Linked DNA regions of Homo sapiens: region 1 is linked to region 2. The links are chromatin loops, found by intact Hi-C in ENCODE. Cell type or tissue: heart right ventricle. All regions are shown on one strand. Each heading gives the region's core, and the rest is flanking DNA. Links, peaks and the distances in the headings are about the cores only. Region 1 overlaps SUMO2 (small ubiquitin like modifier 2). Region 2 overlaps KCTD2 (potassium channel tetramerization domain containing 2).

Region 1 (5,371 bases), core at 103-5,102, 100 kb before region 2:
TCACCTTGTTCCAAAAGTTTCTCTAGGTCCCATGTTAATATGCAAGTATACTAGCAGAAAAATTGGGCCATAGTATCGTGGATTTCCAGGTATTTTCTGTATATTAAGTGAGGCACGGAGCATAGGGTATAGGGTAGCACATGTGGCAAGGAAAAAGTTCTGATTTTGCCTTTGTTGCTGATAAAACACTGAACCATTCTAGCCTGCACTTATCATAAGTAAATACTCCCTAACCTAAAATAAAGTTTTCGTTCCTTATTCAAGGATTTTTTTTTTGAGACGGAGTTTTCCTCTTGTTGCCCAGGCTGGAGTGTAGTGGTGCAATTTCAGCTCACTGCAACCTCAGCCTCCTGAGTAGCTGGGGGGTCATAGGTGCATGCCACCACGCCCAGCTAATTTTTTTTCTATTTTTAGTCGAGACAGGGTTTTATCACGTATGCCAGGCTGGTCTCGAACTCCTGACCTTAGGTGATCCACCCGCCTCAGCCTCCCAAAGTGCAGGGATTACGGCATGAGCCACCACGCCTGGCCTATTCAAGAATATTGAGGGACAGAAAATATCTATATATATCCATCCTCAGAACCTTAAATATACAGGTCACTACAGTCTTTATTATTTTAATTTTTGTTTCTTAGGGTTTCTTTTGGTGGTGGTTTTTTGAGATGGAGCATCATTCCGTCTCCCAGGCTGTAGTGCAGTGGCACAATCTTGGCTCACTGCAAGCTCCGCCTCCCGGGTTCACGCCATTCTCCTGCCTCAGCCTCCCGTCTTAGGTCTTTTTGAAAGAGGTTATGCCTCTGTTGCCTAGTCTGGAGTGGTGCAATGGTGTGATCTTGGCTCACTGCAACCTCCACCTCCAGGTCTTAAGAGATCCTCCCTGCTCAGCCTCGTGAGTAGCTAGAACCGCAGGTGCATGCCACCACAGCTAATTCTTGTATTTTTTATAGAGAGTGTTTCGCCATATTGTCCAGGCCGGGCTCAAACCCCTGATCTTAAGTGATCTATCTGCCTTAGCCTCCCAATGTGCTGGGTTTACAGGCGTGAGCCACTATGCCCAGCCCCTTTTTAATTTTTTAAAAATGTTTATTTTTGAGATGGAGTTTCGCTCTTGTTGCCCCAACTGGAGACCAATGACATGATCTCAGCTCACTGCAACCTCCGCCTCCCGGGTTCAACTGATTCTCCTCCCTCAGCCTCCGGAAAAGCTGGGATTACAAGCATCTACCATCATACCTGGCTAATTCTGTATTTTTAGTAGAGAAGGGGTTTCTCTATGTTGGTCAGGCTGGTCTCCACCTCCCGACCTCAGGTGATCTGCCTGCCTTGGCCTCCCAAAGTGCTGAGATTACAGGCTTGAGCCACTGTGCCCGGCCAAATTTTTATTATTTTTAAATTAGAGGTGGGGTCTCACCATGTTGACCAGTTTGGTCTCGAACTTCTGGCCTCAGTCCCTTGTCTTGGCCTCCCAAAGTGTTGGGGTTTCAGGTGTTAGACCCCATGCCCAACCACTACAGTTTTTGTTTTTGTTTTTGTTTTTTTTTCAGACGGAGTCTTGCTCTGTCGCCCAGGCTGGAGTGCAGTGGCGCAATCTTGGCTCACGGCAAGCTCCACCTCCCGGGTTCACGCCATTCTCCTGCCTCAGCCTCCCCAGTAGCTGGGACTAAAGGTGCCCGCCACCATGCCCGGCTAATTTTTTTGTATTTTTAGTAGAGACAGGGCTTCACCATGTTAGCCAGGCTGGTCTCAAACTCCTGACCTCAGTTCATCCACCCGCCTTGGCCTTCCAAAGTGCTGGGATTACAGGCATGATCCACTGCGCCCGGCCTCACTGCCATTTTATAGATGAGAAAGCCAAGTTCCAGAAAAGTTGTGAAATAGACGGTGACTATAAAACTGGGACTAGAGATAGTATCCTAATGCTTGTTGATTGTTTTTGTCCATACTGATTGTCAACCTACCAATATAATCTACCATCAAGTCACCATGTAGTATTATGTGTTATTTCTCTTAATCTGCTGTACCTTTGTTTTTTGTTTTTTTGAGACGGAGTCTTGCTCTGTTGCCCAGGCTGGAGTGCAGTAGCGCGATCTCGGCTCACTGCAAGCTGCCTCCCGAGTTCACGCCATTCTCCTGCCTCAGCCTCCTGAGTAGCTGGGAGTACAGGCACCCACCACCATGCCCGGCTAATTTTTTGTATTTTTAGTAGAGACGGGGTTTCACCGTGTTAGCCAGGATGGTCTCGATCTCCTGACCTCATGAGCTGCCCGCCTCAGCCTCCCAAAGTGGTGGGATTACAGGCGTGAGTCACCGCGCCCGGCTGCTGTACCTTTGTTTTGATACACTCTTTACATTCCCTGTTTCTATAGCAAATGAGCATTGCCAGTGACAACAGGAATGCAGTAGATTTTTCTTTATGTTTGTATATGTATGAATTTTACTCTTGAATCAGCTAGACTAATTTTCCTATATGTACAGTGCCACCAGCTTGTTTTTTTAAAATTTGTGGGGTTTTTTTGTTTGTTTGGTTTTGGAGACAGAGCCTCCCAAGTAGCTGGAATTACAGGCGCCCACCACTATGCCTGGCTGATTTTTTTGTATTTGTAGTAGAGACGGGGTTTCACTGTGTTGGCCAGGCTGGTCTCAAACTCCTGACCTCAGGTGATGCGCCTACCTTGGCCTCCCAAAGTGCTAGGATTACAGGCGGGAGCCACCGCGCCCTGTTTATTTTACTTTTTTTTTTGAGATGGAGTCTCACTCTGTTGCCCAGGCTGGAGTTCAGTGGCGCAATCTTGACTCACTGCAAGCTATGCCTCCCGGGTTCACGCCATTCTTCTGCATCAGCCTCCCGAGTAGCTGGGACTACAGGCACGCGCCACCATGCCCGGCTAGTTTTTTGTATTTTTTAGTAGAGACGGGGTTTCACTGTGTTAGCCAGTATGGTCTTGATCTCCTGACCTCGTGATCCGCCTGCCTCGGCCTCCCAAAGTGCTGGGATTACAGGCGTGAGCCACTGTGCCCGGCCTACTTTTTTTTTTTTTTTTTTTTTTTTTAATGGAGTCTTGTTCTGTCCCCCAGGCTGGAGTGCAGTGGCAGGATCTCAGCTCACTGCAACTTCCGCCTCCTGGGTTCAAGTGATTCTCCTGCCTCAGCCTCCCGAGTAGATGGGATTACAGGCGTGTGCCATCACACCTGGCTAATTTTTTATATTTTTGGTAGAGATGGGGTTTTACCATGTTGGCCAGGCTGGACTCGAACTCCTGACCTCAAGTGACCCACCCGCCTCAGCCACTCAAAGTGCTGGGATTACAGGAATGAGCCACCGTGCCCAGGCAATGTGTGTTTGAGATGCCTAGCATGGTGTCTCCCACATGTAAGTTGTCTTTTGTTTTTATCTTTTTTTTTTTCTTTTTCTGAGACAGAGTCTCACTGTCTCTTTGGTACCCTAAGAAGCAAAGCATCCATCTACAGGATGAGTTAGAGTTCTGATTATCTAAATGGTGACTTGAAAGTTACTGCTGGTTGTGGTAGGAAATAGAGGCATACCTCACAGGGACTACGGGCTTGGTCCCAGACTGCAGCACTACAATAAAGAAGTCATCTCAATAAAACGAGTCACACAAATTTTTTGGTTTTTCAGTGCATATAAAAGTTATGTTCAGCCCTGGCAATATAGTGAGACCCTGTTTCTACAAAAAATAAAAGCCAGGTGCAGTGGTGCATGCCTGTAGTTCCAGCTACTCTGAAGGCTGAGGTGAGAAGATTGCCTGAGCTCGGGGGGAGGCCGAGGCTGCAATGAGCTGTGATCGCGCCACAGCAGTCCAGCTATGTTGACGGGGTAAGACCCTGTCTTGGAAAAAAAAAAGTTTATATTGTAGTCAGGTATTCGGTAGCATTATGTCTTAAAAAAAAATACATACTTTAATTTTTATTTTCTGGGAGTGGGGTGACAGGATCTTATTTTCTGTGTTGCCCAGGCTAGAGTGCAGTGGTGCAGTTATAGCTTACTGCAGCCTCGAACTCCTGGACTCGAGCAATACTCCCGCCTCAGCCTCCCAAGGTGTTGGGAATAATGAGCCACTGTGCCATACTTTAAAGTACTTTTTTGTTTGTTTTGGAGACAGGATCTTGCTTTGTCCACCGAGCCTGGAGTGCAGGGGTGTAATCACAGTTCAGTGCAGCATAGACATCCCGGATGCCTGTAATCCCAGCTAGTTGGGAGGCTCAGGCAGAGAATTGCTTGAACTCAGGAGGCCGAGGTTGCAGCGAACTGAGATTGCGCTACTGCACTCCAGCCTGGGCAACAGAGTGAGACTCCATCTCAAAAAAACCAAAAAACACAGTATCTGCAAAGTGCAATAAAATGAGGCATGCCTGTATGCATGTTTTATAATGAGACTTTGGTTTTTATAGTGGTTAGCTAATTTAAAAAGTTCCTTGAGGTAAAACATAATTAGAACAGAGTATATAAACTAGTTTGAAATTAATCTGTTGTTTGGATTGTAGATTGTTATTTCTCTGTAAGCAGTGCTGTGACTATATGAGGCAGTTTTAGGATTTCTTTTCTTTTCTTTTTCTTTTTTTTTTTTTTTTTTTTTTGAGATGGAGTCCCACTCTGTTGCCCAGGCTGGAATGCAGTGGCGTGATCTTGGCTCACTGCAAGCTCCACCTCCCGGGTTCACACCATTCTCCTGCCTCAGCCTCCCAAGTAGCTGGGACTACAGGCGTCCGCCACCACGCCCAGCTAATTTTTTGCATTTTTAGTAGAGATGGGGTTTCACCGTGTTAGCCAGGATGATCTTGATCTCTTGACCTCAAGATCCGCCTCCCAAAGTGCTGAGATTACAGGAGTGAGCCACCACACCCGGCCTCACTTTTAGGATTTCTTGTACCCTGAGGGCTTTGTGAAACACTTTAAAGTCCAAGAATTATCACCTAATATTTGTTTTCTTGGCCGGGCGCAGTGGCTCACGCCTGTAATCCCAGCACTTTGGGAGGCCGAGGTGGGTGGATCACAAGGTCAGGAGATCAAGACCATCCTGGCTAACACGGTGAAACCCCGTCTCTACTAAAAATAAAAAAAATTAGCTGGGTGTAGTGGCGGGCGCCTGTAGTCCCAGCTACTTGGGAGGCTGAGGCAGGAGAATGACGTGAACCAGGGAGGTGGAGCTTGCAGTGAGCCGAGATTTCGCTGCTGCACTCCAGCTTGGGTGACAGAGGGAGACTCCGTCTCAAAAACTATATACATTATATATATATATATATATATATATATATATATATATATATATGTATTTTTACCGTTCATATTTTAAAGGCATATTATGTGGCTAAATTTGCCACAAGTTACAGAATTTAGAATGTTAAGGGAAG
Region 2 (5,371 bases), core at 241-5,240:
GCTAACGTCCATTGTGGCACACATAGGGTGAAACCATGGCACGGCACGGGAACAATCCTCTTGGCTCCAGCGTCCTTAAAGTACAGGCCATTTCCAAGGAGCTAGGCCTTCCGCCCTCATCCCCCAGATCCCCGAAAGGCTCCGACTGGGAACCCAGCCCAGCTGCTGTTGTAAAGATCTGTTCTAATACTGGCTAAGCAAATGAAAGCAGGTTTCTGAAAAGGTATTCTGCAGCCAGAAGTCGCACTGTCTTCGGAGTCCTGCAGGTGGGGAGGGAGTTCCTTTAGTTTTGACCAGAACACTTCTTCACAGGGGGCCAGGATCAGCTGTGCTTTGCAGTGGCTCGGTCACTGGACAGGAGTGAGGTTTCACTTCACAGAGGGGCTCTGCTGACTGCTCTCCTGAAGGTCTGGAGTTTTCGGGGTCTTAGTTTACATCCGCGATCCTCTCTCCTGAAGAATCTGAAAGTTGGAGATGGGGGAGAGGCTGAGGCTGCTGAGGGAAAGACAGAGATGTCGGGGGATGCTTTCCACTGGACCCGATGAGTGGCATGATGGTCCTGTCATCCCAGGAAGCAAGCAGGGGTGCAGCCGCAGCCTCACCCGCAGTGCTTCTGGTGCGAAACACTCTCTTGCTGGGCACAGCTGGGTCTAAAGCTTATATGCTGTTGGACCAAAGCTTTGCCAACTGAAAGGAAGTGGTTCCAGCTTACCTGGTATCCACGATTTAGAAGCTGTGTGTGTGTGTGTGTGTGTGTGTGTGTGTGTGTGTGTGTGTGTTGGGGGTGAGGGGGGTGCACAGTGGAGGGAAAAGAAACAGTTTTCCAGGAACTTAAGGGAGGTAAAGGTCACCAAGGTAAGAAAACACCCTTTTCTCCTGAGGCAGTGAAAAAAGCACAGTTTTAAAGAATAAATCAAAATACCTTCCAAGTCTGAGTTCAGAAATCCTACCCTGTAGTAATTAGTGGCAACCAGCTTTTCTTTTTCATTGATTTGGCAGAGGATGGAGAAAGTCTACCCTTTTTAGGTTCATATTTTCTAACTAAAAACACCTGTCAGTGCTCCGTAAATCCCAATTAAATTACAACAGTCAAAAATAACAAAACGAGGGGAAAATGCAACGCTGGCTCTAGAAGGCCAGGGAAGAAGTGAGGAGCAAGAGTTCAGGAAAAGCCCACGGAGGGGGTGCGAACAAGCAAGCCAGAGGCAACTGCCCAGGGAAGGGGCTCCTTACCTTCGCCTTTTCGCTCGGCTCTATGACGATGCCATTGGTAGAATTATTTAGTTCTCTGGAGACAACACAGAGGAATTCTGCCTGATCCTCATTGCCGTAGTTATAGGAAGATCCGATGCTGATGAGCTGATGAACCAAGAATACAGTGAACATTCATGTGGCAATCTTAACATACTTTCGAAAGTGCTACACAAATCACCCCTCTTCCGACTGAACTTTTAAGTTATCAAAGGTTTAACTCTTTATATGAGTTCTCTGTGACTACCAAAGCCCCCGGGGAGAAATGGGCCTGTTCTTCATCAGGGCATCATTGGTGAGGCCTCCCCAGGAGGAAGAGTATGAGCTCCACTGTCCCCTCACCCAAGCTCTGAAGTCCCCCCCCGTCAGCGGCAGGATTAACATGCCCACGCCCCGTCGAGCACAGCAAGGGAAGACAGAACGCATCTGCCAACAAAATGGACATTTGCCTCAGTCACACACACAGCTGGCTCCTCTATCAGCAGAAGCCCTAGACTGGGGACAGGAGGCTCTGGAAAGCACCGAGCCAATCACTGATCAGCTACTGGAAGTCATATGCTGCTGGTACTTTTTATTTCCAGACAGGGTCTAGCTCTGTCACCCAAGCTGGAGTGCAGTGGTGCAATCACAGCTCACTGTAGCCTCCACCTCCTGGTCTCAAGTGATCCTCCCACGTCAGCCTCCTGAGTAGCTGGGACTACAGGGACTACAGCCACCATGCCTGGCTAATTCTTTTATTTTTGATAGAGAAGGGGGGTCTCGCTATGTTGCCCAGGCTGGTCTCCGAACTCCAGGACTCAAGCAATCCTCCCACCGTGGCCTCCCAAAGTGCCGAGATTACAGGTGTGAACCACCGTGCCCAGCATGCTGGTACTTTTAACCTTTTTGGATAATAGAATTCAGAATTTAATTCTAAAGAGGAAATACACACGCAGGGGAGCAGCTCAGGCAGAGGGTGAGGGCATCCCAGTGAGCAGGCGAGGCCTCACATGGGCGGCATGGCTGACTGTGGTAGGATGGGGCTGGGGGCGCCTCCGCCTGTCTGAAACAAACTTCCTCATCCAGAAGGGAGGCAATAGGAACACCCTCCGTCTTCCCACGGGACAGTAATAAGATGAGAAATTAACAAGAAATTATTCATTTTAGTTTCACAAAGAATACATTAAAAAAATCCTTTGCTTAAGAGCTCATATTAGGAAAAATACTTCTGGAGTGGAGGGCATTAAACTCTTGGCGACGTTTTACAACCCATGCCCAGTAAGAACCAGGATGACAGACACAGGCAGAGTGGATTCCGTGGTGGAAGCTAAGTGTGAGAAATAATCACCGCTGGCTCTGAAGGCAGAGACAGCTTTGCACTTGATCTGTGAGATAACAGCATTAATGCAAAGTGTGAGTTTTCTTTTAGAAGGTAAGCATCTGGTGAGACAGCTGTTGACCTGTTAAAACTCTACACATAAGTAGGCATAATCCGTATAAAATCATATTTACTCAGGCGGTTGATCCCAGGGTGGCGAGTGGCGGCGACCGAGACCCTGAGTGCAGCCTGACCCGCCCTCGCACGCGCGCCCTCCCTGGCCGGGCCCACTCGCCACGCGCCCAGCCATGAACCTGGCGAGCCAGAGCGGGGAGGCCGGCGCCGGCCAGCTGCTCTTTGCCAACTTCAACCAGGACAACACAGAAGTGAAAAGGGCATCAAGAGCAGCTGGTCTTGGCTGTCGCGCTGTTGTCTGGTTAGTTCCAACCCTGGTTTCTGAAAGTATCACCTTGGAAGGCTTATGTTAGAGGACTTTTTTGGCTTTTTGAAATTGAAGTGAACCAGTTAATAAGTGGCAGAGGATCACTTGAATGTGAAATAGAAATATCAAGGACTACATTTTTCCAGTGGACACCACAGCTTGTGGGAAGTTAGTGATGTAGCAATGTCTGTTTTAAATGCCATGTCTAAAAGGGATGGAATGAAGAAAGGGATTTGACTTTCCAAAAAAAAAAAAAATTGTATTTACTCTATTCGCTCTGGCCTTCCTATGTTTTGAAGGCAACAGAATTTAACAAGTCTGCCATCTAATGGAGGAGAACAGTGAAGCTCCAACTGTCATAGCTTTGTTTTGATAGCTCAGTCGTAAGCACGAGGCGGAGAGAAGTAGGGGAAACGGCCGCACCACACTTCCCATGGCGCCTGATCCTTCCTAGCACAGCTGTTCACCAAGCTCTTCACGGTGGATTACATAAGACATTCAGAACCAAAAAGTTCTGACCCTGGGAAAAGAAATGGAAGGATTGTTGTCGAATCCCAGTCTCCTTTAGGGACTCATTCTACGATCCCTGTGAGGGAACAAAAACCAAAGGCTTTGAGGCACTTCAAGCCTAAACTGCTCGTTGGCTCCCCTGGAAAGTCTGCGTGTGAAGCTAAGACATGATGCTCCTCTGTTTCCCCAACTCCTCACGCACCACTAGGCCAGCAGTGCCCACCAAATGGCTCTTTGCCCATGTTTTGGAATAGGATCCCACCTGGCCGTAGCCGTCTCCCGTGGTTATTAATTGGCCATCCACACTGATTGTTTGAAGAGCTGCAGACCCCTTGAACGGGGCCTGGGATTGCTGCTCTGTTAAGAGATGTACCTGTTCGAATTTCCAGCCGTCGGACATCGTGGACACCATCTGCGTGAGCTCTTCTTCCTGACACTGCAGGACTCTGTACACGTGCTTCACGGGGCCCTGCAATGACCAGGCGCAGACTGAGAACAGCACCAAGGACACCACAGTTTGCAGCTGCCCCAAGGAGGCTCTTCAAATGAATAAACACTGAAAAGGAGTTTGCTTGGAAATCTTTTCTTGGCAGCCACCCACTATCCCCTTTTACAAATAGTACTGTGGCGTTTCTTTTTTTCCCTTCTCTTTAAAAAATGTTTTTCTTTTTAAGTGACCACAAGCCAGCATACTGTGGCTTTTCAATAAAAACATATCCAAAGAGTGAAAGAATAAAAAAGGTAAAATAATTCTGAACTTCAGAGGGATGAATGCTTGAGCAACTATGCCAACAAACTTAGATTTAATCCATTTCCCCAAGTCAAAAATAAGGTAAAATTATTATTATTTATTATTATTATAATTTTATTTATTTATTTTTGAGACGGAGTCTCGCTCTGTCGCCCAGGCTGGAGTGCAATGGTGCAATCTTGGCTCACTGCAGGCTCTGCCTCCCAGGTTCACGCCATTCTCCTGCCTCAGCCTCCCAAGTAGCTGGGACTACAGGCACCCGCCACCACGCCCGGCTAATTTTTTGTATTTTTTAGTAGAGACGGGGTTTCACTGTGTTAGCCAGGATGGTCTCGATCTCCTGACCTCGTGATCCACCCGCCTCGGCCTCCCAAAGTGCTGGGATTACAGGCATGAGCCACCGCGCCCGGCCTATTTATTATTATTTTTTAAGACACAGTCTCACTCTGTCGCCCAGGCTGGAGTACAGTGGCGCGATCTCAGCTCACTGCAACTCCGCCTCCCCGGTTCAAGCGATTCTCCCGCCTCAGCCTCCCGAATAGCTGGGATTACAGGCGCCTGCCGCTAAGCCTGGCTAATTTTTGTATTTTTAGTAGAGAAGGGGATTCACCATGTTGGCCAGGCTTGGTCTTGAACTCCTGACCTCATGATCCACCTGCCCTGGTCTCCCAAAGTGCTGGGATTACAGGCATGAGCCACCGCACCCAGCCTTATTATTATTTTTGAGATGGAGTCTCGCTCTGTTGCCCAGTCTGGAGTGCAGTGGGGTGATCTTGGCTCACTGCAACCTCCACCTCCCTGGTTCAAGCGATTCTCCTGCCTCAGCCTCCCGAGTAGCTGGGATTACAGGCATGTGCCACTACGCCCAGCTAATTTTTTATTTTTTTTTCCTTTTTTTTTTTTGAGAGAGTCTCGCTCTGTCGCCCAGGCTGGAGTGCAATGGCACCATCTCAGCTCACTGCAATCTCCGCCTCCCGAGTTCAAGCGATTCTCCTGCTTCAGCAGCCTCTTGAATAGCTGGGATTACAGCCGCCCACCACCACGCTTGGCTAAGTTTTGTATTTTTAGTAGAGACGAAGTCTCACCATGTTGGCCAGGCTGGTCTCAAACTCCTGACCTC

Evidence for each region. Hi-C counts contacts between places; a loop is a spot of excess contacts. Peaks named below come from ENCODE experiments on the same cell type or tissue, not always from the same donor. Only the 100,000 strongest peaks of a DNase experiment are listed, where the experiment ranks them.
Region 1: a loop joins it to region 2, with 2.1 times the contacts of the local background. A loop is called at or near these places in 13 of 110 quality-filtered maps.

Annotation. Positions count from the first base shown.
Region 1 is chr17:75,162,197-75,167,567 of GRCh38, reverse strand. SUMO2 (small ubiquitin like modifier 2) reads left to right here. Exons shown (of 4, transcript NM_006937.4): 4 at 1-1,982. Among named protein-coding and RNA genes, the nearest start is that of JPT1, 10 kb to the right of the region's middle. In heart right ventricle, for the core only: no CTCF peak of the experiment used is centred there; no DNase peak of the experiment used is centred there.
Region 2 is chr17:75,058,108-75,063,478 of GRCh38, reverse strand. KCTD2 (potassium channel tetramerization domain containing 2) reads right to left here. Exons shown (of 6, transcript NM_015353.3): 4 at 3,874-3,969; 5 at 1,234-1,359; 6 at 1-461. The coding sequence ends at 432. Among named protein-coding and RNA genes, the nearest start is that of KCTD2, 14 kb to the right of the region's middle. In heart right ventricle, for the core only: a CTCF peak has its summit at 3,324 (motif pointing left); a DNase peak (open chromatin) is centred at 3,419; H3K27ac peaks cover 1,939 bases.